Linked DNA regions of Homo sapiens: region 2 is linked to region 1. A link is an interaction called in ENCODE POLR2A ChIA-PET data of the cell type or tissue named here. Cell type or tissue: MCF 10A. All regions are shown on one strand. Links, peaks and the distances in the headings refer to the core of each region. The heading gives the core; the rest is flanking DNA. Region 1 overlaps TIPARP (TCDD inducible poly(ADP-ribose) polymerase). Region 2 overlaps LINC00886 (long intergenic non-protein coding RNA 886).

Region 1 (2,924 bases), core at 223-2,722:
ATGTGGTTTCCCTGCTGTCATCATCTAGATACAGTTATTTCTACCTCCCATTTCCCACCCCACTCTAACCTTATAGTAGAAATTCTTAACCTAGCAGAATTGCAAACTCTTATGTATTCAGTCCACAAATGCATGCCAATGGCCTGTTGAAAGACTCTTCTACTTTTACCTGCTGTGTGCTTTTGAATAGCCTTGGGTGCTTTGGAGCCTTAATTTCTCGATAAAATTTAAAATTGACTTGTAAAAACTAAATATAGTATAAGAGGAATGGTTTCAGGGAATCAGTCAGGACAAAAACAAAACATTTTAATGAATGAATGAAATCCAGTTGCTGTCAGTTTGTAAATGATCATCTTCCTTCCTTTCCTCGTAGGATTTTTAGACTCTGAGGAGCAGTTGGAGCTAATCCACATTATGGAAATGGAAACCACCGAACCTGAGCCAGACTGTGTAGTGCAGCCTCCCTCTCCTCCTGATGACTTTTCATGCCAAATGAGACTCTCTGAGAAGATCACTCCATTGAAGACTTGTTTTAAGAAAAAGGATCAGAAAAGATTGGGAACTGGAACCCTGAGGTCTTTGAGGCCAATATTAAACACTCTTCTAGAATCTGGCTCACTTGATGGGGTTTTTAGATCTAGGAACCAGAGTACAGATGAGAACAGCTTACATGAACCTATGATGAAGAAAGCCATGGAAATCAATTCATCATGCCCACCAGCAGAAAATAATATGTCTGTTCTGATTCCTGATAGGACAAATGTTGGGGACCAGATACCGGAAGCCCATCCTTCCACTGAAGCTCCAGAACGAGTGGTTCCAATCCAAGATCACAGCTTTCCATCAGAAACCCTCAGTGGGACGGTGGCAGATTCCACACCAGCTCACTTCCAGACTGATCTTTTGCACCCAGTTTCAAGTGATGTTCCTACTAGTCCTGACTGCTTAGACAAAGTCATAGATTATGTTCCAGGCATTTTCCAAGAAAACAGTTTTACAATCCAATACATTCTGGACACCAGTGATAAGCTGAGTACTGAGCTCTTTCAGGACAAAAGTGAAGAGGCTTCCCTTGACCTCGTGTTTGAGCTGGTGAACCAGTTGCAGTACCACACTCACCAAGAGAACGGAATTGAAATTTGCATGGACTTTCTGCAAGGCACTTGTATTTATGGCAGGGATTGTTTGAAGCACCACACTGTCTTGCCATATCATTGGCAGATCAAAAGGACAACTACTCAAAAGTGGCAGAGTGTATTCAATGATTCTCAGGAGCACTTGGAAAGATTTTACTGTAACCCAGAAAATGATAGAATGAGAATGAAGTATGGGTATGTATTTATAACAACTTGTAGAACTGTTGTTAAATGCTATAGAGAAGGTAAAGAAGCTAAAAGCTTAGTAGGGTGGTTTCTTTCAGTAGTAACAGGTTTTCTTTTTTTCCACTATTATTCTTTTGACTGTGCTGTCCTGATTTTTCATGGTGGGTGAATGCAGGCTATTAACTCAACCGGACAATGAAAGTTTTACGATTTGAACAATTCATATGTCAGTTCAACGTGCGTGTGACTGAGAAGTTGCACATACATTAAATATTGTGAATCAAATACTGTTTTAATCACCCAAGGAAAGCTGGCTTTTGAAAGAAAGTCTGGCGAATCTTACTATAACATAAATAATGAATCTCCTAATTTATCTAATTTTAAAGCTCTGCACATTGAGCAGCTGTTATTTTTTAAAGAAAAATAGTATTGTCGAGAGATGTTTGTGACCCTCTTCATTTTGAATGGTATAAACATCTTTTCTGTGAATGATTCAGAAGTTCCTCCCATACTTCTGGATCTTTTATTAGTTTCCTTGGAACTTTTCACCATTAAGTTTATATTATAGATAAAATAAATTTTTCCAGAATTTAGGGTATTTTTTTTTTAACCTGGAAGAGTCCTTTAACAATCAGTGAAGGGATGAATTTATGGTAAGGTATGTTTAATACTCAAACAATTATCCTTGAGTTTTGGTACACAAGATGTGTGTATACACATAACTCAGTTCTTTTAGTATGGATGTCTAAGCAGCATTCACTGGCAGGCAACTGGTATTTCCACATCTGAATTCTTCTTTAAACTTTAAAATGAAGAAAATGATAGTTGCCTCATGTAAAGTTGCTAGTGCAAAAATGGCTATATAATAAGCATTAATGTTTACATCTGTAAGTTATTTCTCCTGTAGCATAGAAGGAGCTAAAGTGTGTGGTGTTAATAGCTATTTGTGTATGACCAAGAGTAAGGATTAAAATTAAAAGGGAGAGAAGAACACTTCTGTCCATGCTCCCTGATTGGGGAGGCCATGAAGGCAACCTAACAGCTTCATACTAATGAATGGCCTGGTATAGTACTGAGATGACCCATATTGGAGGGGAAAATACACTGAATATACCATCCCAGAAGTCCAAGAGAAAACAATTCCTTGAGTCATCTTTGTTCACAGATATGTTGATTTACACTACCTATGTGTCTAGAGAGTCAGCAAATGGTTGCAGTAAACCATTTCCAAGTTGTCTGATTCTGGTAGTCTTCATGTCAACCTTCTGAATTCTGACTGGTGCCCACAGAGCTTGTTCGCATTACAGAAACATGGTTTTTTTTGTTTGTTTGTTTTTTGTTTTTTCATTTATCTCGTTCCCATTCAGTAATGGGTAAATGGTTGTCTTTTAATAATTTTAATATTTCAGTTATATAGTACATAAATCCATGTGTCTTTTTAGCAACTTAATTATCATGAGACTAGAACTTTGCATCTTGTGTTTCAAAAGGGAAGTGCTGAACAAGAAGAGAAACAGTATAAAGCCCAAATTCAAAAGTATTACATAGAAGACCCTATGAGATAAAAGTAAGGTCATATCAAGAGTGTAGTTTTCCTGACTA
Region 2 (2,924 bases), core at 308-2,807, 110 kb after region 1:
ACAAAAAGGGTAACAAGGATGATATGTGTTATATGACAAAGATTCTAGGTTTTGAAATAAGAAGATCTGAGCTTTATCCTCTACTGCTGTTTAATATATATGAAACTTAGGATTTCTGGGCTTCAGTTTCTTCATTTATAAAATGGGAGATAACAATATATCATTCTTCAGAGGGAGGTGGTAGAAACCATCTGAGAGAAATGGTGGTCAAATGATTTCAGTAATTGCAAACTGCATGTGTTGCAGTTCAGCCTGGAAGGAGCAGGGATATAAGAGTGACCTTAGTTGAGAGTAGGCCCTCCCTGCTGCTAAGGCTTCCTACCTCTCCTAGACCCAGGAAGAAGTACATGGATTCACTTTTCTCCCACCTCACATGACTATGGTGGTTACTCATCAAATCAAAGTAAATCTAGAGGTTTTTGCTGAGGAAAAGTTATGCTTTCTTTCCTGATAGAAAAGAGCACTGGCATTAAAGGCACTTGAGACATTTTTTTCCCCTCATCCTTTTCTCATCCTTTCTTTTCTAAATCTCTTCCAACAGATAGGTATAGTAGTTACAAAGCTTTAGTTGCAAATTACAGAAAACCTGAATCAAGCTGGTTTTAAGTAATATTGGAAAGTTAATGGTTTATATTACTAAATGGTCCAGTGATACATTTTCAGGTAAAGCTTGATCCAGCAGCAAAATGATGGCATCTAGGGCCTGGTTTCTTCCAATTGTTTCTCTGTTCTGTTCTTCATAGTAATTACTTTATTTTAATGCTGCTACTCATCATGATCCTAAGATAACTGCCAATTGATTCAGTGCTCTTGTCTATCAGGAAAGAAAGCATAACTTCTTCCCAGCAAAAACCTCTAGATTTACTTTGATTGGATGAACTTAGGTTACACATTCCCTTGGAACAAATCTCTAGCTAGAGGAGATAATATATTGGAGAGTTTAACCTAAGGCACATTAGCCATTCTGGGGCTGAAGGTGGATTCAGTTGTCCTAAAACCCCATGGATCGCAAAACAGTTTATGGGCTGATAAAGTGAATGGGGAGAAATGGATACTGAGGAGGTGCCACTAACAAAGACCACTATTACAGGTTAGAAGAAGATGCCATCCTTATATGTAAAGCTGCAGTGTCCAAATGCTTACAGACTTTGTCATTTGAAAACTAGAGCACATATTGTTTAAACCAAATTTGGTGTGTCTACTGTAACAGAAATTGACTTTCATCAATACGCATGAAAAGCAATCATTAACCTTTGGATTTTGTGATTTTATAAAGCATAGAAATCTATACTTCTGTGCTCTCAGGAGGGAAGCTTTTTTGTTTATACATTTTGGCCATTTTCAACATGCTCTAAATTGAAATGGAGAATGTACTTTTTTTTTTCTTCTAGTGTAACATTGAATAAGTAACAGCACAATGCAGGAAGTCAGTCTAGCCACAGCAAATCTGTACTTGTTTTTGTGAGAGGATGGGAAGAATGAATATTTGCCCTGTGGCATCAATTTCCTGTTTAATGTTCTCCAAGAGGCATTTGGAAAATGCCCAGCAACACGGATGTACGTAAATGCCACACATAACTTGTTTTCGTGAGTGGAAAGAGGAGCCTATAAAATTATGACAAGTCTGGTTTACCCTCACCTCCTGAGAGTTGGTGAGTCACTCTACCTTTAACTTAATGATTTGGAGGATGGATTATTCCAGAGTTTGGCACTGGAAGAACAAGCAGTATAGGAATAGCATGGCTTTTGGCTTCTTAGCCCAAGTTCTTATTCATTTAAGGCTACTTTTATCCTAAAGTTTGCCATATTCCTGCTGGAAATTGCCAATAAGAAATGTATACGTGGCCGGGCGCGGTGGCTCACGCCTGTAATCCCAGCACTTCAGGAGGCCGAGGCGGGCGGATCACCCGGTCGGGAGATTGAGACCATCCTAGCTAACTCGGTGAAACCCCACCTCTACTAAAAATACAAAAAATTAGCCGGGCGTGGTGGCGGGAACCTGTAATCTCAGCTACTTCGGAGGCTGAGGCAGGAAAATGGCGTGAACCCGAGAGGCGGAGCTTGCAGTGAGCCGAGATCGCGCCACTCTACTCCAGCCTGGGCGACAGAGCGAGACTCCGTCTCAAAAAAACAAAAACAGAAAAGAAATGTATACGTACCAGGACAGCCTTTATAAAGCAAGCAAAGAAACAAAATCCCTTCCAAAACAGAACCTATCTTTAAGATTTGCAGACACAAATTTGTTTTCAAACCACAGAAAAACATATGTACATGCCACATAATATCTCTTAAGGCATGGGCAGATGTGCTCTTACCCCAGACCACTCACATACCAGTTTTGGACATCTTATTTAAAAGGTCATGATGTGGTTGAAGAATCAAAACCTATTTTTGTTCAACAACTAATCTCTAGGGTTACTATAGAATTTAAAACCTTGACTCCGAAAATTCAGATATAAAGAATCTGTCCTCTAACTTCCCTTTTGAGCTACCTCCTGACATAAAGATGAGAATAGTTATGATCTATTAAGCACCTAGTCTGAACAAGAAATATCTTTCTATATGTTAATGCTAATCCTTAAAATACCTCACAATTTGTTCCATATCCCCTCATCTTATAGATGAGGAAATTGGGACTTAAAGAACATAAGTAACAGTCTAAGGTCACTCTGGTAGCTAGTGGAGCTGCATTCAAGTCTAGATCTGTCTGGCCATAAAGCCCAAGCTCTTTTCTCAAATTTAGAAATTGTCAATCTAGAATTCCTAAATGGGCCTCAGAATATTCTCAAGAGCCTAAAATTCGGTGCAAATCTGTAAGTATATGTGTATATGCATTTTTCTGGGGAGAGGATCTAAAACTTGTATCAGGTTTATCAGCTATATTTACAGAGCCTATCACAGTCTTGAAGACAGTAGGCACATGA

What was found. Peaks named below come from ENCODE experiments on the same cell type or tissue, not always from the same donor. Only the 100,000 strongest peaks of a DNase experiment are listed, where the experiment ranks them.
Region 2: POLR2A ChIA-PET joins it to region 1 with 5 read pairs; 3 of 35 experiments call an interaction of 5 or more read pairs at or near these places.

Annotation. Positions count from the first base shown.
Region 1 is chr3:156,677,284-156,680,207 of GRCh38, forward strand. TIPARP (TCDD inducible poly(ADP-ribose) polymerase) reads left to right here. Exons shown (of 6, transcript NM_015508.5): 2 at 374-1,331. The coding sequence starts at 415. Among named protein-coding and RNA genes, the nearest start is that of TIPARP-AS1, 3.0 kb to the left of the region's middle. In MCF 10A, for the core only: no CTCF peak of the experiment used is centred there; no DNase peak of the experiment used is centred there.
Region 2 is chr3:156,782,758-156,785,681 of GRCh38, forward strand. The region is part of intron 1 of LINC00886 (long intergenic non-protein coding RNA 886); the gene reads right to left. Among named protein-coding and RNA genes, the nearest start is that of LINC00886, 33 kb to the right of the region's middle. In MCF 10A, for the core only: no CTCF peak of the experiment used is centred there; a DNase peak (open chromatin) is centred at 1,554.